Regions from separate parts of the Mus musculus genome. Here all the other regions are linked to region 3. The links are chromatin loops, found by intact Hi-C in ENCODE. Cell type or tissue: gastrocnemius. All regions are shown on one strand.

Region 1 (8,000 bases), 120 kb after region 3:
GGGTCCTCTACAAGAACAACAAGCACCCCAACTTCTGAGCCATCTCTCGATCCCCACTTTGTGCAGTTTAAAAAAAAAATCCTAGGTATGTGTATCTCCAAAATGATGCTTAAAAGATAAAGAGAGGAAAAGTCTTGCCAAGGTGGCCTGAGTAATCTCCTTCAATCTTTCTTAGAACTTGTCAGATATAGAACTCCCAAAACCTGTACTTTAGGGGACCATGATGGAATATTTTACAATGGACAGTAGTGTGAGTGCCTGCCCTCAGTGTTTCTACTTCCCCCCTAAAAGATGGGTTTGCACACACAAGTAGAACTATGGCTGAGATGACTCTATAAATGAACAATGTTGAGAAGTGTTCAATAGTCAACACCTTCCCATGGTTCTGCCACTGAAGCCCTGGTATGAAGGGGCTCAGATTAGCCTTTGGGCCTTTCTCAGCTCCTAATGTCTAAGTTACTACATTTTTTAGGTAGGTTACAAAAGGCACAGGGAATACTTTTATTGCAGCATGGCTAACTAGCAGCCAGACACACACAGGTGAGCAGGAAGACCACAGATACAAAGCAACGCCACCTAGTTCATATCTGTTCAGGTAAAATTGTATACTGCTTGTTGTTTTTTATCTTGAGACAGGGACTTACTGTAGTCCAGGATGCCCTCAAACTCAAGATCTCACCACCTCAATCTTCTCAGTGCTGTTATTACTGGAGTTTGTCACTGTGTCCAGCCCCGCCCCCCTTCTTCTTCCTTTAAGACAGTAGCTGCTTTAAAAATCATAAAGCTGCCGGGATAAAAATCTATGCATCTCTTCCTAGGAAAATACACATGAAGCTAAAATTCTGCTTCCCCCAGGTTAAAAAAAAATCTCTGTATTAATCTGAGAAGCTCCCTTGCATGTGTGGAAAGCCATTTGATGTATTCTAGGTACCATTTCTGAATGAAGCTAAAGTAGCTTTTCTCAAAGATACCCTAAGGGTCTGCCCAGGCTGTTTTCTTCCTCCTGGTTCCTTGGGACTGAAAACCACTTTAGATTAGGCTTTCTTCAAAGCAGCAGCGGTAGTTTCCAGGAGGTGGGGTTAGCCAGGAGGCACTACTCTTGGTGACAGTCATGGAGAGGGCATGCCAGTGGGGACGTCTTATCTATCTTTTGTAATTCTCCTTTTCTGATTCTTCCCTCCTCCCTCAATCCCAGAAGATGAACAGTGTACATAGTTTGTATGCATACACAAGTTCACAAATAAACTACTGGCTACTATTCAAAACACAGAAGTTTTCACATAACACATACAATAAATAATTGCATCCTGTCTACCAAGACAGCAAAGATTGTCTCATCCTTGTCCACAGGTACAAGTTGCAGGTACTTATGACTCCCTTTCCTTTTAATGGCTGCCTGTCATTGTGTTTCATGTAACTTGGGATAAAACTGTAGAAAGAAGGCCCAGGGTTCTCACCCCCTACATATGGCTCCAAGCTAAAGCCCAACACCCAAGCAGAGGTCCCAGTTGTCACATGCTTCCGGTCTGACCTAAATCTTCTGAGCCATTGTCCACACCATCCCCATTACACAATAATTTTCCTAAGGATCTATCCCAGGCAGGCCTCAAACCTGCTCCTGAAGTCATGGATGACCTTAAACTTCGGATCCTTTTGCCTGCATCTCTCAAGTTCTAGATTGCAGTGTTCGCCACACGCCTGATTTATGCAGAGTTGGGTTCTGGCTTCATGCATGCTGGACAAGCATTCTACCAAGTATTCGATACTCCAAGCCCTAAGTTTCGTTTTGTTCTGTCTCGATTTTGTTTTTGTTTTGAGATAGAGTCTGCCTCATACCCCTGGTCGGCCTGGAACTTGCTATGTAGACCAGGTTGGCTTTAAAGTAACAAAGATCCACCTGCCTCTTGCAGGGTCTGTGCTGCCAAACCGTCTCATCTCACTAATGACTGGAATTCCAATTCCTCAACTCGAAGTCTGGGTCAACTCAATGTAACTATTTCAACCTAGTGCCCCCTTTTCCTGTACTCTGTCCAAATCCACTGACAGCCTGACCACTGTAAGGACAGTGGCATGAGGCCCTGATGCTTTGGGGCTCGTGTATTCTGTCACTGCTCATTTAAACTCCAGTCACAGTATCACAGCCGTACATAGTAGATGCTCAATAAATGTTATTCAATGGAAGGGGGAAAATGTCCTGGAAGAGCATGGGGAGGGGGAGTTTGAGAATTAAACCTTGTGGGACTGCACACTGAAACTCAGAATATGCTGACCCTGGCACAGAGGAAATACTCAAGGTTGTCAAGAGTTTTATTCGGAGGTTACAACGAAGACTAGGATTGAGTTTCTCTGCTAACACACAATTCTCCCACAGTACACTGTAAAATCACCAGACAAAGGGGATCTCGCACAGTATCAGAAATAGAGGGCGGGTAGGTTTAAATAGGAATTCACCCTATATTCAAATAGTTAAAACCGAAATAAGCACTGTAATGCATGGTTCTCAAAGCTACTGCTTGACCTGCACTGTAATTGTTGGTTGTTAATTGCAGAGGTGTGAAGCAGCCATTGAAACCGCAGCGCACTTTAATCCCCAGGAGCCCCAGCAAGCTTTTGGGAAGCTGGGGAGCTCTCTCAGAATCTCCGTGTTTTTCCTGCTCTACCCACTGCTCACCTCAGCAGCTGGCTTCCTTCTTCAAGCCTCTGGTTCTGGGGTTGCTATCGTTGCACTAGGGCAGCTTTCTTTGACTCCTTTCAGCCCCCACCTTACTGCTTCCAGCAGGCCAATCGCCATCTATAAATCCTGTCGCTGGCATCCGGGGTCTCTTAGGCAACAATGTGTGGACTCTTGATTGGCCAGGGTATCCAAGGAAGGCTGGCTCCAAAATTGGGCACAGAGATAAAAGGAGAAAGTGTGGCAGTCGGGTGAGTGGGAGGAGCTGTAACATCTTGATAAAATTCTTGGAGGAAGCTGTATCCAATCCTGAAACCAGCAGCCTTGAAAAACCTCCCTTCAAGACTTGCTGCGTTTGTGTTCCAAAACAGACCGAGCATGCTCAGTTGTGTTGCTCTGGTCACTCGGGAGCTCCGAAACGCAAACTCCATTATGCCAGGTTTTAAGACTGCCCAGACGGAGGAAATAACAATTGGCTACGGGTCAGATGGGAAAAAAAGCACCTGCAGAGGGGAGGGGAGGTCGTGGGGGAACTGCCCCAAGCCAAGTGACAGATACGCCAGGGAACCAGCAGATGGCACGCCCTTATAAGAATAACTGTATTTAGGTTTTAAGATCCAGTCACATTTAATTAGCTAAATGTATTGAGCACCCAACTTGTAGTGAGAACCACAGAATTCAAGGATTAAAAAAAAAGAAGAAAGAAAAAAGAAAGAGAGAAAGAGAGAAGGAAGGAAGGAAGGAAGGAAGGAAGGAAGGAAGGAAGGAAGGAAGGAAAGGAAGGAAGGAAGGAAGAAAGAAAGAAAGAAAGAAAGAAAGAAAGAAAGAAAGAAAGAAAGAAAGAAGGAAGGAAGGAAGAAATCTGAAGGCGGGAATGGTAGCTCAATCCTGCAATCCTAGCACTACGGAGGTGGAAGCAAGAGGGTCAGGGTTCCTAGGAAAGTTTTGGCTACAAAGGGAGTTGGAGACTAGCCAGAACTCCAAAACCCTGTCTAAAACATAAGAGAAATCTAATGAGAGAAACTCAACAGTGTAATGTGCAAATAACCAACGGATCTAGTAGCTGTGATAACAAGTCCTGAAGAATTCCGAGAAGTTGGAAATCCCATGCCTGTGTAAACAGTGCAAAACAATTTTGATAAGCAGCAGCAAACCAAAACTTAACCCCAGTACCTAAAAAGAATACAACTTCCCAAACTACCTTTGCGTACTAAAACAACGGACACCTCCAACTTAAGCAGTCCTACAGATCCTACGTGTTTCATCATTTTTAAAAATAGTATAGTTTTAAATTTAGGTTTATTTACATGTGTGTATCTATGTCTGAGTGTTAGCCTGTGTCTGCCATGTGTAGAGGTCAGAAAACAACTTTCAGGAGCCGAGTCTCTGCATCACGTAAGTCCAGGGCTTGAACTCATGTAATAAGGCTTGCCACCAAATGCCTTTACCTACGAGCCATTTTGCCAGCCTTCCCTTTCATTTATTTATTTTTTTTAAATAGGCAGAATTTGCATATCTACCATTTAAATGAAAAGGGGACAGTGCATCTCGTGGAGGTTGGCGCTTTCCCTAAGTTAACAGTGGATCAGTAAGTGGCAAAGCTGAAACGAGAACCTAGGTTGTCTGGATTCCAACTTAGTGGTTTTTCCAAATGACCAGCTTGTATGTAAATGAATAGACAAAGCCTTTGGGGATGTGAGGGGGTGGCCTGGGGGAGGCAGGTAAAGATGTCATACTAAATTACCATGCATTACCAGTTAACATTTATGGTTTCAAAAAACGGGTTCATCCAGAAAGGCACCAGTTTTAACAATGCCTAGGTGGCTGAGTCTCTCTGTGAAGTTCCCCCTTGTTAAAGACTTTCTATTAGTGGTTACAACATGGAAGGAAAGGGAGATGGGACCTAGAAAGCATCTGGAGTTATCCCCATGGGATTTGAATGTTTCCATTCCTCATAGAGGATCCCCTCTTCTCTGCTCTTAACAGTACCTTCTGGGTCTCCTCATGTCCCACAGTTCCTCCAACTGACTGCTCCCCTAAAGGGGAATGAGTCACCCCGTTCCCACTGTGTTCCTTGTGAGTCACCCCATTCCCACTGTGTTCCTAAGGAACATGCACACATAGCCCAGTGTCTTGTGATACTTTGACATTACTTCTGTGTGGAACATATCACACATAAAGAAAAGCTTAGAGATTTTATAACAAACACTTGTATCTCCACAAAGATGTTTCCACCAATATGCGTGCTCTTCTCTCTCTTTCTCTCTCTCCCTCTCTCTCTCCTTCCCTCTCTCTCCCTCTCTGTGTGTTTACCAGACATGCATGTAGTAGCCCTTTCCGCACACAGATCCCATTGTCCTTGCTATGTCTAGAAAACAATTTGTGCACCGCCTTCTTGTTCCTTTTTGGACAGTTTCATTATATATATGTTCACTCTTTGTTTTGTTTGTTTGTTTGTTTTTGTTTTTCGAGACAGGGTTTCTCTGTGTAGCCCTGGCTGTCCTGGAACTCACTCTGTAGACCAGGCTGGCCTTGAACTCAGAAATCCACCTGCCTCTGCCTCCCAAGTGCTAGGATTAAAGGCATGCACCACCACTGCCCGGCATATATGTTCACTCTTACAAGTGATTTATTCTTGACAGTTTTTAAAGATGTACTACCACTTATATATAGCAGTTTCCTTTTCTGCTAAGTATTGTATTTATTTATGGGACCTGACGATGTTGATATATTTGTAATTGTGTCTGTGTCATCCCCATCTGCTGATGTGAGCAGTGGCGTGGCCTGTGTCTGTTTTTATAGCGTACTGTGTACACTGAGTAAGAAGGCTCCTGCAAGCACATTTCCAGTGCCTTAGTAATGGGGATCTAGCACTACATAAAGCTATGACAAAGTTTCTCCTCCACCCCCATATACCACCTGCCTCTTCATTTACTCTCATCAAGAGACACCACTGGGTCCCTGGGGCATGCTGATTTGCCTGGAATGGCCCTAAGAATCAACATTATTGTCCTGAAAATGTTGCTGCACAAGTGCCAATAAGGAAAGTGGAAATTGCTATTTCAGATTTTGTTTATCACGCTGGCCTATCAAATTCTGTCAATTCTGATGTGAGACTGACCTGAGCACAAGACTTTTCAGCATTCACTAAATTACCTGAGAACCTTTTAAAAATTATATCTGACTCTGTCTCTTGTTATCTGTCTCTCTGTACACCTATGGGCCAGAGGTCAACTACAGGTGTGTTAGTCAGTTGCTCTCCACCTAGTTTTTTGAGACAAATCTTTCACTGGCCTGGGGATTCACCAAATGGGCTAGGCTGAGTGACTAGCTAGCCCCAGGACCCACCCTGGCTCCACCTCCCCAGCACTGGGACCACAAGTGCCTGCTATTAGGACTGATTTTGTTGTTGTTATTTTGTTGTTGTTGTTGTTTTGTGGGTTCTGGGGATGTAACTCAGGTTCTTCCGCTTGTATAGCAAATGTTTTACCAACAGAACTGTATCTTCAGCCCATATGTTCTCACCGTAGCCATTTATAAACATAAGGGTCAGTAGTGTCAAGTACAATCACTTGCAACAGGGCCAACGTTGCTGTATGTCCTGTGAGCTACCAAGAGAACCAAATGAAGCCATGGACTCTAAGTTGAAGATGGACAAAAAGAAAGATAGGTAAAACCCTGTAACAAAGAGAAACGCAATCACGATTAATTGAATACAGGCTCTTCCATTAAAATGCTGTGTGACTAAGTAAGACATCCAACCTTTCTGAGAGTTCTTCTCCCTGTTGGGAAAAAATAAAATTGTGTTTAGATGACCTCTAAAGAAATCTTTCAGCTCCTCAAGCCGTGCATATAGCAAAGGGAGTGGGGAGCCCTCTAAGCGGAAGATGAGGCATGTCACCAGCGAGCACAAGCTCCGTCTGTTTATAGTAAGGTCTCGGTGGAGAGGACGCGAAGTGTGCACCTGCTTCGCCGGTCAGAGTGCAGCGTTGCAACAGACCGGGTGTCCCTTGCTACCTGTGCGCGGCACTACCCTTCACCGTGAGTCCCCGAGGTCCGAGGTTGGCACACTGGCTTCCGCACTGGACCCGCACTGAGAACTTGGCTCAGGCGGACTTTGCAAGAAGGACTGGGCACATGTTGGATGAATGCCTCCAGCGCTGGGAACCACCAAACCGACGCGCGGCGCTCAAGACGTCACTATCACCTAGGACGCCAGGCTGAGAACAACGAAGCCGGTCAGCGCTGCACAGCCAGGAGCTGGATAGGAGGCTGACCGTAGCGCGCATGCGCGGCACGTGCGCGCGCACCTCCCTCCCCGGGCCGCGCGCCTCGACGCTCGCGAAGGCTCGGCGCGCCTGCGGTCCTCGGCCGCTCGGGGAACCTGAGGGACGCGCGGCTGCCTGCGGGGCCAGCGGCGCTGCCCGGGAGAGCCCGGAGGCCGGCGGTGAGGTGAGTCGTGCGGCCGACGTTTCCTCCGGGGCCGGGAGGGCGGGAGAGGAGCGTTGCGTGTGGAGAGCGCCGAGGCGCCTGCCCCAGCCCAGCCGCCCCTCGTCAGGCGGCGCTCGCTGCTCGCGTCGCGGCCGAACAAAAGCCCGAGGCCGGCGCTGCCGAGGCGGGCGCGGAGCTGCGGCTGGCGAGCGGCCCGGCCGGAGCCGGGTCGGAGTGGGCGGCGCGGAGTTCGGGGCCGCGGCCGCTCTAAGCGAGGATGCCCTGGGAAAGCGGCGGGGCCGGTACGTCCCGCCCGCGCCGGGCAACCTGTGCGAGTGTGGACGCGGCGGGTCCCCGCGCCGGTCGCCTGCGGGGAGCGAGGCCGGGCCCAGCCGGTTTCTGCGCTCGGCGCCGCGGGGGCGTGGGCGGGAGGACGATGCGCCGAGCTCCGGCGCCGCTGCTTCCCTGCAGCCCCCGGCCGACCCCTGACACCCAGCGCCCAAAAGTTGTCCCTTGCTGCCCATCAGTTTGCAAAGTCGGAGGCTCCCAGCGCCGCGCGCTCCCCAGGTACCCCCGCGGTGGGGACTCGGGGTCGGCAGATTTGCCCTGGGATGCGGCGTGAATTCCTAGCCTCTGGAATAAAGGCACTGAGATGCGGGTAACGTTAAGGTTGTAAACATCCCATAGGCTTTTCGCATCTTGGGACTCTTGGAGGTAGGGACTTCCTCAAGGGAAGAGGAGAGGGCTTTTTCATTTTTCTTTTCTCCTCCCTTTTCCTATTCTTTCCCTCTTGTGGGTAGAAAAAGAACAAAAGCACATGCCATTAATTAGGCAGAAGAGACTTAAAGTTGAAAAACGTCTCGAGAGGTCTGGGTTTTCGCCCAATGATAGAATCACA
Region 2 (8,000 bases), 65 kb after region 3:
CTTCTGTATTTGCCAGGCATTGGCATAGCCTCATACAAGACAGCTATAACAGGGTCCCTTCAGCAAAATCTTTCTGGCATTGTGCAATAGTGTCTGGGTATATATCCACTTTTCTAATTAAACCTCTAAACTTTTAAAAAAGGGATTCAGCCTAGCTCATATAATTGCTTGTAGGAGGGTCTATAAAAGGAAAGTGTACACGTTGTGTAGATACAAGGTCTGATTACTGCATTTCCAGCTCAGATTACAGCTATTCACCACTGTGATCTCCTAGTTAGTGTTCTCAGCACCCACCATCAACCTGTCCTGTATCCAGTTACCAGAGTCATCTGTTTAAAAGCTCTCGCTCATCCTTTGGGGACCTTAACTTCCCGTGGTCCATGCCCGGACTTAATCTGTGATCGAGGCGGTCTGTCCTCATATCAAATGATTACAAATTGTGTCCTCATTTCCCAGAAAAAGGAAAAGTTAGAGGATCAAACTTGCTGGGTTTGAAAATGACCCTCCCCCTTCTTGTTTTTCCCCCAGTAGTGAGCGTCCACCCTGGGATCTGCTAGCATTCTTGGACTATAACACAGATGAGCCAACAGCACATCAATAGTAAATATTTGGTGATAGCAGATGAGGCTTGGTTTCCTTCTGGGCATGTGTTAGCAGTTGTGATTTTTGTAATTCATGTCAATTATATGGTCAGTTTCCTTCTTGAAAAGTATTCCTGCTTTTTTGTTTGTTTCTTTTTAAAGATGAAATGAAACATATCGAAATCTCATCAGGAACGAATTACAGGAAACACATGCCAAATGAACACCAGAACCAAGTATCCAGGGCTTCACCAACTCATCCCTACCTCCACTCCCCCTGACTTCAGAGTTATTCAATCCCTGTTCGTGTTTGCTGATGGCAGGGGGTTGTTTGCGTTTGCTGGGATACAGGCTTACTATGTAGCCCTTGCTGGTCTGGAACTCTTTATATAGACCATGCTGGACTTATTAAAAATATAAATGCTGGGCTGGAGAGATGGCTCAGTGGTTAAGAGCACTGACTGCTCTTCCAGAGGTCTTGAGTTCAATTCCCAGCAACCATATGGTGGCTCACAACCATCTGTAATGGGATCCTATGTCTTCTTCTGGTGTGATTGAAGATGGAGCACTCATATACATAAATTAATTAAACTTTAAAAAAAAATCCTAGCACTAAAAAAGTAATTTAAGTGAAACAAAAGACTTGAAGTGAATTAATGAGCGTTTCTCGAAGGTGTACACGTACACCCAGAACTCTGAAAAAGCTGGTGAACCGTGCTCAAAGCAAATGAGTGACAAACTTTGGAAGACCCAGGAGATCAGGACGGGAGCTGCTGTCTAGACTTAGAAAAGAGGGGAAGTAGCGCCCTCTAGCGTCCATTCTCTGCTGGAGCCCGGGACTAACGAAGCCAGCTGAGAAATGCGAATTTCTTAACATTCTGATGACAGCATTACTGTCAAACACCAGTCATGTGCCTGCTTAATAAAAGAAATATGGAAACATGTGGAGAATCTGGGATCCTGTGAAGAATTCCATCCTAGAGGGTGGGTAGTTGAGATTTATGACTACAACTGAAGATGGACAGAGAGAAATGGGAGGAAGACCACAAACAGAAGAATCAAAACTGGAAAGGACAGACATCAAAATTCACGTGGGAATGGAAACGTGTGTGGTTTAAACATTTGAGACGACACTGGGCTTTATCTGAAGGCTCCAGTTTCATCTTTTTTTTTTTTTTTTATGTCTCTTTAAGAGATTCTGGGCATAGCGTGGTGGCGCACACCTTTAATCCCAACACTTGGGAGGCAGAGACAGGCGAATTTCTGAGTTCGAGGCCAGCCTGGTCTACAAAGTGAGTTCCAGGACAGCCAGTGCTATACAGAGAAACCCTGTCTCGAAAAACAAAAAAAAAACAAAAACAAAAACAAAACAAACCAAAAAAAACCAAAAAACACAAAACCCAACAACAACAAAAGAATTAGAAAAGAGAAAAAAGAAAAAAAGAAAAAATTTAAAATATAAAAAAGAAAAGGAAGAAATTATCTGATAATCCGAAATTTATTTATTTATTTGTTTGTTTTGAGACGGTCTCACTAAGTAACTCTGACTGTCCTAGAATTCACTATGTAGGCCAGGCTGGTAGAGATCTCATGCTGGGACTAAAGGTGTATGCCACTATGCCCAGCTAATTCCAGTTCTTGACAGCAGTCTTCAGCCGCTCTCTGAAAGCCCATGGGAACACCAGATCTAATCCTTCCCACTCCCTGCCACCTTCTCTGCCCTCTAGGCTGTGGGGAGAAATGGGAGGATTTCCAGGCCAAATACTGAATGAGGAGGCCGTGTCCACTCAGGAAGAGTGGCTATGGAGCAACTGTGAGGTGGGAAGAGGTGTTCTTTGGAGTCAAACTCTCAGTCATGACCCAGGCCTGCTGTTAGACAGTCATTGCTTGGGCTTGCTACTCCATCCTAAATTCCGCAACGGTAAGATAAAGGTGCCAGGTCCTCCCTCTGCCCCTCCTTCCTTTCTCCCCCCCCCCCCCCCACTAAGGGTCTTGTGGAAACCAAACCAGAGTAGGCAAGGGCTTCTGAAACCTACAGTTTAACACAGCCTCTCTCTCTCTCTCCTCCTCCTCACCCTCCAGAGGAGCCTCCTGACTACCCCGCAGTTCTCACCCCCTCCCCTTGTCCCTGGGACGTCCAATACACTTGCACACCCAGCAAGATCACCGTCAAACCAACAGCAGCTGCAGGGGAAGGAACGGTTTGTTTGCATTCCAGGGCAGGGTGGTGTGGGAAGGCCTTTCTGAACCACCCTCATTACTTCCCCATTGTTTTCCAAGTGCTGATGCCAGGCACCCGAGAGTCTCTCTCGCCAACCTTCTCTGTATCTCCAAGTCCTGCTGTCGCTTTGAGTCTATATCCTTCTAGCTCCCCGGTCTCGCTCCACCTCTCTGGAGACTCTGTGATGGGCGGTTCTTTGCACATCCCCTCTTTCCAGTTACCCAGGCACCAGAGCCCTCTAAATGCAAGTCTCCTCAGATCGCTTTCCTATCTCACAGTCCCGGATCAACTGTTCAGTACCTAGGGCGAAGCCTTGACTTCCTGGCAGGGCTCAGATTCCTGTTCGGGCTCTTGACTGACTTTCCGGCTCTCTCCCCAACCTCATGGCAGCTCAGACGGGTTTCTATAGAAACCATCAGCTCTCGTGGGCCATCCAAGTCTCCAGAACAACTCATGGCGACTGAGGGGCTTCCTGGAGATGCTCCTTGTTTTCAGCCTTCTCTTCTTTCCTCTTTCCTCTTTCCCTTCCTCTCTTCTTCCTCATCTTCCCCTCCCCCCTTTCCTCCATCTCCTCCTTATGCTCGCTCCGTCTTTCTATCACCCTCCATCCCTCTCCTTCCTCCCCCTTTTCTTTTCTTTTCTTTTCTTTCCTTTCCTTTCCTTTCCTTTCCCTTTCTTTCCCTTTCTTTTCTTTTCTTTTCTTTTCTTTTCTTTTCTTTTCTTTTCTTTTCTCTTCTCTTCTCTTTTCTTTCTTTCTTTCTTTTTTTTTTTTTTTGGTTTTTTGAGACAGGGTTTCTCTGTGTAGCCCTGGCTGTCCTGGAACTCATTCTGTAGACCAGGCTGGCCTCGAACTCAGAAATCTGCCTGCCTCTGCCTCCCAAGTGCTGGGACTAAAGGCGTGTGCCACCACGCCCAGCTCCCCCTTTTCTTCTTACCCTTCTCCTCCCCTCGGCTTTGGCCTTGCTGAGGATTATATCCAGGGCCTTGCACTTGCTTGCACGGAGCTAGCGACCCAAGCCCCTGAAGCCAAGTCAGTCCTGGGCACACCAGGATAACTGACTCTCTGGCTTCTCCCCGGGTCTCTGGCTATTTCACTGGGTCGTTTCTCTCTCTCTCCCCCTTGTACATCCCACACCACCTTCATGGACTCATCCTAGGCTTTCTGCTGGAACAGCCATCCCCATCTGTAGCTCCTCCCAGACTGCTTCGTCAGTCCTCTCTTTCAGCTCTGCTCGAGGTACCCTGTTCAAGCCCATGTGTTGCAACAGCTGCCCTCTCCTCTCCTCAGCTTCTCAGGTTCCTTAAAAGCAAGAAAAGGTTTATTTCTCACAACCAACCAGTTAGGTCCTCTGTATCTGCAGGTTCTGTGTTCTTGGGCTCTAACACACACACACACAGACACACACAGACACACACAGACACACACAGACACACACAGACACACACAGACACACACACACACACACACAGAGCTAGGAAAAGTTATCACAATATTGCTGATATACATCCACCACGCAGCAGCCAGGCCTGCCATGTACTGTCAGTACTGTCCCATCTTGTCATAGTACAAAAGACACAGTTTAACAACTACTCACATTGTTTTAGGAATTGCAAGTCACCTAGAAATGATTTAAAGTCTGTGGGAAAGGGTGGGGTCATAGCTCCCCTGTGCAGCTTGTACATAGACCTTGAGTTCAATCCCCAGCACCAAAAGAAATAAAAATGAATAACTGGGAGGGGCTAGGCATATTACAATGTTGCTAGAGTGCCTATCCAGTACCCACAATGCCTGGGGTTTGTTTCCCAGTGTCTCATACATTGAGTGTGGTAGTCTTATACACACCAGTAATTTCAACATCAAGAGGTGGAGACAGTTTAAGATCATCTTCAGATACATACTAAGGTCAAGGTCAGCCTGGGGTACTTGCAACCCTCTCAAATACAAGTAGATCAACAGAAATAAATGGGAGGCTGGTGGGGAAAGTGTATGAAAAACAATATGTATTCGCACAAACAAAGTCCATTTTGGTGTCTGTGGGTGTCCTTCCAGAACCTTGCAACCCTGCAGCGTCTGTGTTGCCTTTGTTTCAAATTGAACAACTGTCCAGTTGACTAAAGAAACAGAAGTGACACTATGAACCTCTTATGACTAGAACTTCAAAGGTGACTCAGGCCCCACCAGACTTCAGAACCCTAGGCTTCAAGAAGGGAACAAAGGCTCTGCCTGCAGCCTTCACAGAGCCCTAATGGATGGCTCACACCACAGTGCCAGCCGTGTCCCTCCTCGAGTGTAACTACTTATGACATGATCAAGGGTCGTCCATTTGCAGACTGTCCAGGTTCTCCATCTGCCCATGGTTCCTGGTGTATTACCCTCCAGAGCCTGTGTTCCCTTTGTTTCAAATGGAACAACTGTCTGGCCAACTAAAGAAATGGAAGTGTCCATGAGGACACAGGCTCTGGGAAGAGAACACCCTTCCCATGGGAAAGACACAAGATCTCAGCGCGGAAGGATGCTTTAGTGCAACGCTATGTGGGACAAATGAAGTGATTATTACTAGATTGTGTTTTGTCCCTACCTATCATCTGGACACACACCACTTTCTTCTGTACCACCAGTCTGGGCCACTGTCAAAACTCTTTGTGTGTGTGTGTGTGTGTGTGTGTGTGTGTGTGTGTGTAGACTGTTTGGTATCACAATGGACAGCCGTGTTTGCCATCCTTTTCCTTACTGCGCAACATACCTACAATAGACAGCTTGCTGAGGAAGGATTTATTTGGCCACAGAAGAAACCAGAGCTCACTTTGTTGCAAACGGGGTGGAGCGTTAGATAGGAAGGGGCCAAGAATAAGACAGACTCTTCAGAGGACGAACTCTGGGACCTACTCCCTCCAACCAGCCTCACCTCCTAAAATCTTACTTGGTGTAACTCTATAATGAATTAATGTACTGATGACGTCAGAACCCTCATGGTGTAATCATCCCACAGTGATTGGATTTGTCACCTAGAGACCAAGCTTTCAATGCATCAGCCTCTCGTGGGTTCCTTCATATTCAGACAATAACAGCAAACACTGCTTTTCCATTATTCTACTTTACTTAGGTAACTACATCGCAGAACAGCAGTTTCTGGGGAACTGAGATGGGTATATGGGTAGATGGTTGATTGTAGAAAGAAATGTTTTGAAGTAAGCCCATCAGAGACCACCACAAGGACACTTAGAAAGACAAAAAAAGAAAGGTATTATGGCTGGCCAGTGCCTGCACAGGGAACTTGCCATAACCATGCGACCCCAAGTTATGTACCAAAACCACATCCTGGTTGTCACAGTCGACTTAGCAAGGAGCAGAAAGACAGAAGCCGAAAAGCAAGGTGAGTACGTGCACGGACTTTCCTGGAACTGCGCCTAGGTGCTGGATGTGTTAGGTCTTTGTTTCCATGTTGGCAGGTACTGGGGCCTGTGTGTTGGGTTTTAAGATCAAAATGGTGCCTCTAACATTCATGAGTTGTGTTAAGGTCTGGGAGCCTGTTACATGAACATTCACGTCTGTACTGAGTTGTTGTGGATTTGGTTTTCATGCTTGCATTATGTTATTTGGGTTTCCAGAATCACAGAACCCGCATGTCTGCATGTAAATGCTGAGGGTCCCTACCCCCAGTTGGCTTTGATTGCTAAATAAAGATGCCAGTGGCCAATGGTTGGGCAGGGAGACAGAGACAGGACTCCAGGGAAAGGGGAGGGGGCAGGGGGGGAATGTGACATGTTGGGGAAGGAGAAGGACCAGGCCTGAGAAGTGTAGGACAGAGAGACAGGTAGACTACCAACATGTAAGAGTCATGGATCATGGCCCAGGAGAGCTGCAGGCCTGGATCCAGGGTGGCCAGGATGGAATACAGGTTTTGGTAAGTAATAAATCAGGAGAATGGGAGGGAAGAGTGTGTTAGCGACATGGAGGACTGATGTGGCCCAGCCACTGAGCAGATTAAGGCATATTAAATATAAGGCTCTGTGTGTGTGTCTTTCATTCCTAGAATCCAGAGCATTGGGGTGGGTAGCAAGGAGCATGTGTTCCACCACAGGGGAGATAAGAGTAGATTAATCTACTCCCGCTACACTAAGTGATTTTGTTCTGTTTTCCAGCTACTCCAAAGCTCTTTTAAATTGCTTACATGCCCATTGTCACTCCTTTAGACATGTGCTCTATTATTGCTGGAGTGGGAAGTTGGTGCATGCGGCGGCCAGAGGTCACCTTTCAGGAGTTAAGTTCTCTCCTTCCACCATGGTTTCTGAGAACGGAACTCATCAGGCCTACACAGGATGCTTTCTTTGGCTGAGGCATCTCCCTGGTACCAGCCCTGTACTCTTTCCCTCCATGATGCTGGTTATTTTCCATGGTTCTGCCTAGACTTACTGCTCAGCCTTGCCAGTTCTGCTCTCTTGCCTCAGGAGGCTGGCAGCTAAGGACAGAATCACTAGTATCTTTTCTTCTAGTTCCAGATGGGTGACGCCAGGAGTGTGGGAGAGTGTAAGAGAGAAGAAGAGTTGGGTATCACTACTTCCCTCCCCACATTCCTCTGCCACCTCCAACACACCATGTCTGCCAGCCTCTCTCTGAAGGCCGCCGCAGAAGCTGGACCCAAGACCTCCACTCTCCCTGCTCCCTTCATCTCTTTGGCACAAAGGATGATAAAGTTTCTCACTGCTGCCAGGTCCAGGGGCTTCAGCATCCTATCTTGATTTTCTTAATCCTGCCCCATAGCATGTGTTTCTGGCTGAACCATGTCTCTTGTAAAGCTACACGCTGAACTCCTAACTTCGATATCTTATAAAGGGCCTGCATTTGACTTAGAAGAGGAGACTCATGTAAAGACAGGAAGATGGCCAATGGAGAGAGACCTCGAGACCTTGGTGTCACTTGCTGACACATCACCTCAGACTTCCAGTATTCAGACTGTGAGCTAATGCACTTCTATTGCAGAAACCACTCGATCTGTGCTATAGCTAACGCCCTAAGCATCTCCTTTACCAACTTCTGAAGGAGCCTGGGGGTGTCATTCCCTTCCCAGGCCTGATTTTCCTAGTACTACCAACGAGGACATTAGACATCCCCCCATCAAACCCAAGATGTCTATTGCCATATTTCCAAGAGTCTGCGTTTGTCACCATTTCTGCTGTTCATTCTCTTTTCCTGAGAT
Region 3 (8,000 bases):
CAATACCTGCCACATTAACCAGATGCCACAGGGCCAGCAAAGGCTGAGCCGTAGCCAGACGCTAAGTGGCCAATAAATCTAATGGGGAGAGCCTGCTTGTTTTATAAAATTTTTCTCATTGAAAGTAGCACTGGTTTTAGGGGTAAAGGCTGGCTTTACTATATAGCCTGAGCTGACCTTGACCCAGGTACAACCAGTATTACAAGCATGCGCAGGCACATCCGCATGGAAACATTACTTTTTATTTACCAATTTGCAAGCTTGTCAAGTCTGCAAAAGCCAAATTGTATGTACAGAAAGAGTTATAAACCAGCCCATGGACATGTGAACTTAGCATTCAGGATCAGGTTCATTTTAAATGACACTGCCCTCCTGGCCATGACAATTTTCCCAGGTCCATAAGCATAATGGAGTGGTCTTCCTTGGGCCTACATCGTGTCTTCCCGTGTCCTGAGGAAATGGCACTTTGAGAACTTATAATTAGTCCACATTGCTAACCCTAGCTCCACCACAAAGTTTGAGAGAGCAGGGCCCATGTCCTAGTCTAACTGAAGGAGTTACATAATCCAATGCTGACACCTAGTAGGTACTCAAAGTGGGACCATTCAGTGTAACACCTCAGAGCTAAGGCGTTGCCTGGAAAGCTCTGTATGAGTCAGCCTTCAAAGTGACAGCTCTCAGATCACAGCCACACAGCTAACATGGTTAGACTTCTCATCTCTACCAAGTGTCACCAAGGATTCCTTTTTCTTCCTTTTCGTCCTGTTCGTTATTGTCATTGACAAAGGGTTTACATGTAGTCTGAGCTGGCTTTAAACTCCCTATGTAGGTGAGGGTGACCCTGAACTTTTATTCCTCCTATCTCCACCCTAAGTGCTGGGACTGTGGGGGTATGCTGAGGATCAACCCAAAGCCCTGTGCACATTAAGCAAGCATTTATCAACTGGCCTATATCCCTAGTCTTTCCTTTTCCTTCTCTGTGGAAGTAAGGTTAGCGACTTGGCCAAAAGACTCAGTCTTTCATCAAGGTGCTCAGAGGCCTGCCCTCTAACAGCCAGTGACCACTGAGATCCCAAGCTAAGCCCCCACACATGTAACGTCCCATACCTGATATGCATGGTCAGCCTGAATGTGCCAGAAAGAGCCAGGAGCTGACTTGCTGAGTGCAACTGAGGGCAGAGAAGACTCCAGGCCAGGGTGTTCTGGGCCAGATGACTGGACCTTGGCTGGAGGCAATGAAAGAGCAGCAAGGGACGGGCTGGTCACCCTGGAGGTGGACGCTGGCTCGCCCATAGGTGTCCCAGGGGCAGGGGGAGCAGCCACAGCCTGAGCAGATTCCTCTTTCATCTGCATCTCTGTGTAGTAAAAGTCTTCCTCCCGCTTGAACTGATCAGAGTCAACAGTGTCCCTGTGTGGAACAGACATGTGGCCGTCACTGAGGGCACGCTGCCTTGGTTCGAAGCCAGAGGAAAGAAAGTTACACAGAGGAACTGACTGCATGTGTCCAACCATGAAGTTAGGGGGGGTGGGGGGTTCCCAAGAGAACATCCAGGACCACTGCTCTCAGAGGATGCTATCAGGGATCAGAACACGCCCATCCAGCCACAGGAGCTGTTCTTCCCTGCACAAGAGCTCACACAACATCACAAATGTGTGAACACAGACCCAGCCCTGGCACAGGCCCTCTTAGGGCACCATCTAAAGCATGCTCTCAAGGCCTGTGAGGCACTTCATGCCAGAGCTGCTGCCCAGAGGGCTCTGCTCAGAGATGAGAGCCCTATGTTAGCACTACAGCTGATACACCCTAACTCCCCCATGCAGCCACAGAAGTAAAACTTGGCCACCATGCTCAAGCCACAGGATGTCACTGGCAATTAGACCAAACGGTTCTATTTCCACCCAGAACTGAAACATCTTGCTTCCTACACCAGGTAAAAAGATACAGCCACAAGTCGCACAGAAAGACACACAGAGCTCACTCTCTGGCAACAGCGTCAACAGTGACCAAGGTACAAAGAATCTCCCTGGCCAGCAAAGACATCATCCTGACAGTGGTCAGGGCGAGGCTCGGAGAAGCACCTAGAGCAAAGCCATTTCACTAGAAGCATTCTGGGCTGTAAGTCCCATGGTGTTAGCAGGGTGGAATCGACAGGCACTGAGCTCTGTACCTACCCCAGGTGGAGGGCTTTGACGTGTCGTTTGATGCCCACAATTGAACGGAGAACTTTGCCACAGCTGGGCCACAGGCACTTGTACATCACCTTCACGGAGTTCTAGGGGGGGTAAAAAAAAAAAGCCTTAGCAACTGGTATATATGAATCCTCTCCCCAGCTTCACTCATTGCCTGATGAGGATTTCAGCCAGACCCAAAGGAAAAAAATTCAAGGGAAGGGTCTCCCAGAGAGCATAGAAACAGGCACAAGAGAATTTAGAAGTGACCTGGTGGCTGGCCACATTTTAAAAACAAACAAACAAACAAGGCAAGCACAGTGGCACACACTTGTAATACCAAGAGGCATGGCGGAGGCAAGTAGATCCCTGGCTCACTGGTCACCAACCATGCCTAGACTATTTGGTGAGCTCCAGGCCAACAAGAGAGCCTTTCTCAACAAGTAAGATGGGGTGAGGTGTCTCCATGTGCATGCACATCCACAAACTCACACACCCAAAAAACAAAGAGGAACCAGCCGCCTGTGTCTGGGAACCTCACAAGTGCAGCTAAGGAAAACTTGAGATACCCAGGACCTTCGGGGCGCCTGTTCCTCTAGGCATGGCTGTCCTCACGTACACACATGCTCCCCAGTCACCTACCCTCCTCTTTCGTGGGGCTGGTTCGTCTAACAGGAAAGGGTCAGGATCAGTCTCAAAGCCATGATCAGTTTGGGGAGACCCAAAGGCATCCCCCAGGTACTTGGGGCTGGCCTGCGGATGGGGCGGCGAGGGGGTAGAGCTGCCACTGCTCCCGCTCCAGTGCCCGCTGCTGCCGCTGTCTGAAACATCACCGCTCTCCTTCCACAGGTCACCGCAGGCTGCACGGGAAACTGTCCAGACAGAGAGGGAGGTCAAGGAACACTCAGGCTTATCTCCGGGACCAAAGGAAAAAAACGCGTAAGTGAATAATAAAATTAAAATATTATTAGAATTTCAGTTATTACAGATACGCTTCCTGAGCTACAAGATGGGGGCAGGTGCAGACACTATGGCAACTTTTGGTGCTTCAACCGCTCTGCCTGCTGGGGTATTTTCTGGCACGGCCATATGCATCGTCATTGACCCACACAGATGCACACTGCCACTACGGCTCATTGAGGATTAGTGAAAAGAATACAACTAAAACCTAGTTCATGCTGTACACGCTAAAAAGAGGAACTTTTCCTGGTTCTGGCCTGGTTGAGAATGTCCACTCGGTGACAGCCACACAGGGACATCTTCTTGGTGAGTTTCCTGAAAATGCCTTTCTATCACTCCTCCTCGGACAAGCGCATCAACCTCTGTGAGTGGAAGGAAACTGCTCTGAACTCTCGGACCACACAGCCAGGTGATCTCCAGGTGGCAGGAGGCCCTGTCTCACCTGTCACACAACAGCCACCTGCCCCTCAAACTCAGATGTCTAAGAAGGAAGAATGCAAATAACAAGGGGGATTTTCATGCTTCATTTTCCTTGATTTTCGTTCTACTGCGTTATTTGGCTTTTGTAATGCTGAGGATGGAACCTGAGGCCTTGCTCATACTAGGCAAGCATTCCAGTAATGAGTGGAACCCCAAGTCTAGGTTTTTACTTTGTAGATTGACGGGGTCTGTAGGGCTGACTGCAGGCTTATTCTAGACCCTCTTGTATCTTGTCTTCAAAGCTCATGCCAAGCCAATTGATAACATAATCTGAAAGTCTAATACATGGAAATAGCAAGAAAGATGGAAAAAGCAAACCTTATACCCTCAGCTTCCCCATCTCCCTATCCAGATTACAGAGTCTCCTGACCCTGGGTTTAAAGAGACACAGACACACCCTAGGAGACCAGGACAGATCTGGAGGCTGGGCCGACTCCAAGGCCCCATGTTTCCAACCCAGACAGGCCCTTTTTACTTCTAGGAGACACCTGCCCAGACAGAATGCTGGGTAAGGAGTCCCCTCCTCCCCAGACAGCTCTGCCCAGTCTCAAAGCTCTCATCACTTGCTTTTCCTGAAAACTGAGAAATTACCACAGCTACACACAGCACTTAAAACAGTAGATGTTTAGGGAAGAACCCAAGAAGCATCCAAATCAACTGGACATGGCTTCATGAACACGGACCCAAGAGGGAACTCCAGACATTGGTTTTTTCCCTTCAGCTACTTTCCTCAATCTGCTGACTCAACTTCTTGAGAATGTGGCATGTCCCTCCTCAGGATCTTCCTTGTGCTCATTAAAGTCGGCTGCACTGCTGGGATTCACCACTAGATGTCCCCAAGTGCAGTGACCGTCTCTGGGCGAAATAATTAAAATTTGCTTTCGATATTAGATGACTTGTGAAGGACATTTGTAAAGGCCACTTCCCTCTCAGTATGAATTAGAACTAACTCCACATTGTCCTACAAACGTTGAAGTAGCTTTCAAGACTGGCAGATAAGGAATTTCCATTAAAATAAATTTAAGTCTTGTCAAAAGCCTTATTCAGCAATCCGTCTTTAAGATGCTCCCAACCTTCTTCAAGCCCACTATGGGTAGTGTGTGTGGGGGTCATAACCCAAAGAATTGTGTATCTATAAATTAGAGGCCATACAACTCAGAACTTTTTATTACCCTGTCTCTCTCTGTGTGTGTGTGTGTGTGTGTGTGTGTGTGTGTGTGTGTGTGTGTGTGTATGAGAGAGAGAGAGAGAGAGAGAGAAAGAGAGAGAGAGAGAGAGTGTGTGAGTGTGTGAGTGAGAGAGTGTGTGAGTGTGTGAGTGAGAGTGTATCAGTTCTTTTCTTCCACCATGAAGGTCCCAGGAACCAAACACAGGTTGGCAGGCTTGGCAGCAAGCACCTTTACCCAGAATCATTTCGCTGGCCCATAATACTGGTTTGTATAGTGCAATCAGATTTGAACTTCAGCTCAGGTATTTGGCCTGTAAGCCCACACTGAGAATTTCGTGAGGCTGATTTGGGCACTGAGCAGTGAATGTTGACCATCGGACGCCACCAGGGGACTACAGAGCATAGTTCTGCTTTTGTAAACTAAGTAAATATTTCTGTTGGCCTTGTCCAGGCTCCCATAGAACTTGCTTGAGTGGCTGGGCAACTGGACTTAGCACTGAGTTCAGTCACTGTCACAAAGCACCAAGTTTCTACTCAGGTGAGGAAACTTAAGAGACTGCAGAACCCTACTGGCAAATAGAAGCCAGTGTGAGAGAGCATCAGTCGTGGGTCTCTGCCACACCAGGAACCAGTTCAGCCCTGCTTGCTCACCAGAGAAGATGGGCTCAGCCCCAGGAGGACTCTGCACAACGGGACTGCAAGACAGAGACGTCAGCACCATGGCGGCCATCATCTCGTCCATCTCCACCGCATCCGACTTCCTGGATTCAAATGAGCAGAGCATACGCTTACTTCCCAGGCCTGGCTGGTCCACAGAGCCCACGGATTAAGCTACCACATCCGCTCATTTTGTGGGATCACCTTACACTGACATGCACCCCACCCCCCACCCAGTCAGGCAGCACACGCTCAGTGGATGGTAAAGCTCAGAGGATAACTTTCAGGACTCAAGTCACTCAGTCCATGAGCGCCTGCTCCAGCTGTGCGTCTATTACCTCAGAATGAGCAGCGGGTCCCCTGCTTAAACTGCGCTGACACCTAAATCAGCACCACTCCCCCGAAACGCTCCCTCTAACCCTGCAGCTTAAAATGGAGCATTGTTTACTTGGGGGGAGAGAGAAGAGTCAAGAAGATAAGGTGGAAATAAATGATGCCCACCGGAATCTAAACACTGAAATTACATCCTTCCCCTGTCTTATATTCAAATTTAAGAGGAAACAATTACACTAATGGATCTCTCTCCCTTCTGCCAAAATAAACACGGCATTCTGTTAGCTCCTGAATGTCAACAGAACCTATTACATAAGCCAATGAGCAAACAGACCAGGATAAAATAAATAACCAGATGAAACCATCTCCCGCTGTTAAAACTCCATGCTTTAAACAGGCTGCATAGAATTTTACGTGTCTTTTCTATCCCTCTAAATTCATACAGTTATATGATTTGGAAGTAAAATAAGCACTATCTGAAATGTAAAGTATCTGGGGAAAATCAGAATGTAATAAGCTGCCAGTGGCTTGCCTATTTCAAAGGACTGTATTCACCCATTCTTTATACACCAGGTCTGCTATACTGTGCAACTGGGTTTGCAACAGATGGACCAAAGTCATTAACATAGTAAACATGACTTTACATGATCTTTGTATTTTCACCTCCTCAGAATAGCAAAACAAGCTCTTTGCTGGCCTTCCACTGGATACATGATCAGAAATGCTGTTCCTCTGGACTTAAAACACTAGGTCTGCTGGGCCAGTGATGTGGCTCAGTGGGTAGAAGTGCTTGCTGCCAAGCCTGACTAGCTGAGTTCAGTATATAGTACCCACAGAGTAGACGTGAACTGAGTCCTGAAAGTTATCCTCTGGCATCCATGTGTGCGCCACAGCATGCATACACACTCCATAAACACAATGAATAAATGAATGTAATAAAAAAATATGGTTTAAGCCCCCTGATCTGCCAACAGCTCCTATACCCACAGAAATAAGTGGGACAGAGTTTAGCTGTTTATATATCTTACATGCAAAATAGTTCAGTTGGCAAAGTTTCTTGGCTTAAATTTATTATTATTATTATTATTATTATTATTATTATTATTATTATTATTATTATTATTGCATGCTGTGCGTTAGTGCACTCATGCCATAGCACATATGTGGAGGTCAGAGAACAGCTCTGTGGAGTAGGCTCCTCCTTCCACCCATACATAGGCTCAGGCATTGAACTTGAGTTGTTGGGCTTGCACAAGTTCTTTAGACCTACTGAGCCATCTCCTGGCCCCAGATTCTCCTTTTTAAATCTTAAAAGGTCAATATAGATAGACCACAGGGTATACATCAGGATCTAGAGTCCCAAGGCGACATCATATCCCTAAGACCTAAAGCAGAATATTCATTCTTCACCCACTGGTTTCTAGCATCCAAGGGAAGAATCAGCCCAGTGTGCTCTAGACACAGCCTGCTTGCCTGCAATTTTGAGCTAAGAAAGGATGGCTTTACCTTTTTAAATGCTATTTAGGACAAAATAAAAAATCAAAAGCATTTTACACCATGGCAGAAGACACATGCAAATGGTACTGAGTTACGAGAAAGTTTGGGGACCCTGATTAGTTTTCATCGATGGGAGCACGGCTGTGCCTACAGGCTTTTGGGTCTGTGGCTGTGGTAACAAGTGGTCATGACAGAGTCTGCTTTGGCCACAAGGCCACCTTATATAGAATGAGCACGGGCCCCAGATTCAAGCCATTTGTTCCTGTCTCTTCTTCTGAAAAATTATGAGTGAAGTTTAAACTTTCAGCAAAGCATATACACTTCACCCCTAAGAGAGTTCTGGAGAAGAGAGGATGCTATCTAAGCTTCCTTAAAAGGATGCCTCTTCTGTACCTCGCTCCACTATCCCATCATCCCCCATCCCCACATCCCCACATCCCCCACATCCCCCACGCCGCCGCCGTGTCCCAGCCCAGACCTCTAACCCTCACCACTCCCACAAACCTCTTCGGGACGTCGATGTTCCTAGACACCGGTCTGTAGGCTGGCACCTGGGCTCCGGGCTCCAAGGCTGGCACGTGGGATGCGCTACCCTGCAGCTCCGCCAGCCACACCTCTTCCACTTTACAGCGAATCTGTAACTTCTGGTCCAGCAGCCGGACGGTCACCTTGTCCTCGGCCCAGCTGTGCTGCTCCACCAGGCCCTTGCACTCCTGACCTCCATACCACACACAGA

The links. Hi-C counts contacts between places; a loop is a spot of excess contacts. Peaks named below come from ENCODE experiments on the same cell type or tissue, not always from the same donor. Only the 100,000 strongest peaks of a DNase experiment are listed, where the experiment ranks them.
Region 1: a loop joins it to region 3, with 2.4 times the contacts of the local background. A loop is called at or near these places in 9 of 42 quality-filtered maps.
Region 2: it touches region 3 in a loop (8-fold over the local background); 28 of 42 quality-filtered maps call a loop at or near these places.

Annotation. Positions count from the first base shown.
Region 1 is chr14:65,261,455-65,269,454 of GRCm38, reverse strand. Fzd3 (frizzled class receptor 3) reads left to right here and starts at 6,992. Exons shown (of 7, transcript NM_021458.2): 1 at 6,992-7,123. Fbxo16 (F-box protein 16) reads right to left here and starts at 2,837. Exons shown (of 8, transcript NM_015795.2): 1 at 2,672-2,837. In gastrocnemius, a CTCF peak has its summit at 3,225 (motif pointing right); DNase peaks (open chromatin) are centred at 2,868, 3,108, 6,924 and 7,247; H3K4me3 peaks cover 2,522 bases; H3K27ac peaks cover 752 bases.
Region 2 is chr14:65,321,534-65,329,533 of GRCm38, reverse strand. It overlaps Fbxo16 (F-box protein 16), which reads right to left. Exons shown (of 8, transcript NM_015795.2): 8 at 5,561-8,000. Among named protein-coding and RNA genes, the nearest start is that of Gm41178, 26 kb to the right of the region's middle. In gastrocnemius, no CTCF peak of the experiment used is centred here; DNase peaks (open chromatin) are centred at 1,380 and 3,147.
Region 3 is chr14:65,386,328-65,394,327 of GRCm38, reverse strand. It overlaps Zfp395 (zinc finger protein 395), which reads right to left. Exons shown (of 10, transcript NM_199029.2): 3 at 7,769-8,000; 4 at 5,429-5,538; 5 at 2,812-3,041; 6 at 2,173-2,273; 7 at 1,108-1,408. Among named protein-coding and RNA genes, the nearest start is that of Zfp395, 32 kb to the right of the region's middle. In gastrocnemius, no CTCF peak of the experiment used is centred here; a DNase peak (open chromatin) is centred at 4,429; H3K4me3 peaks cover 251 bases.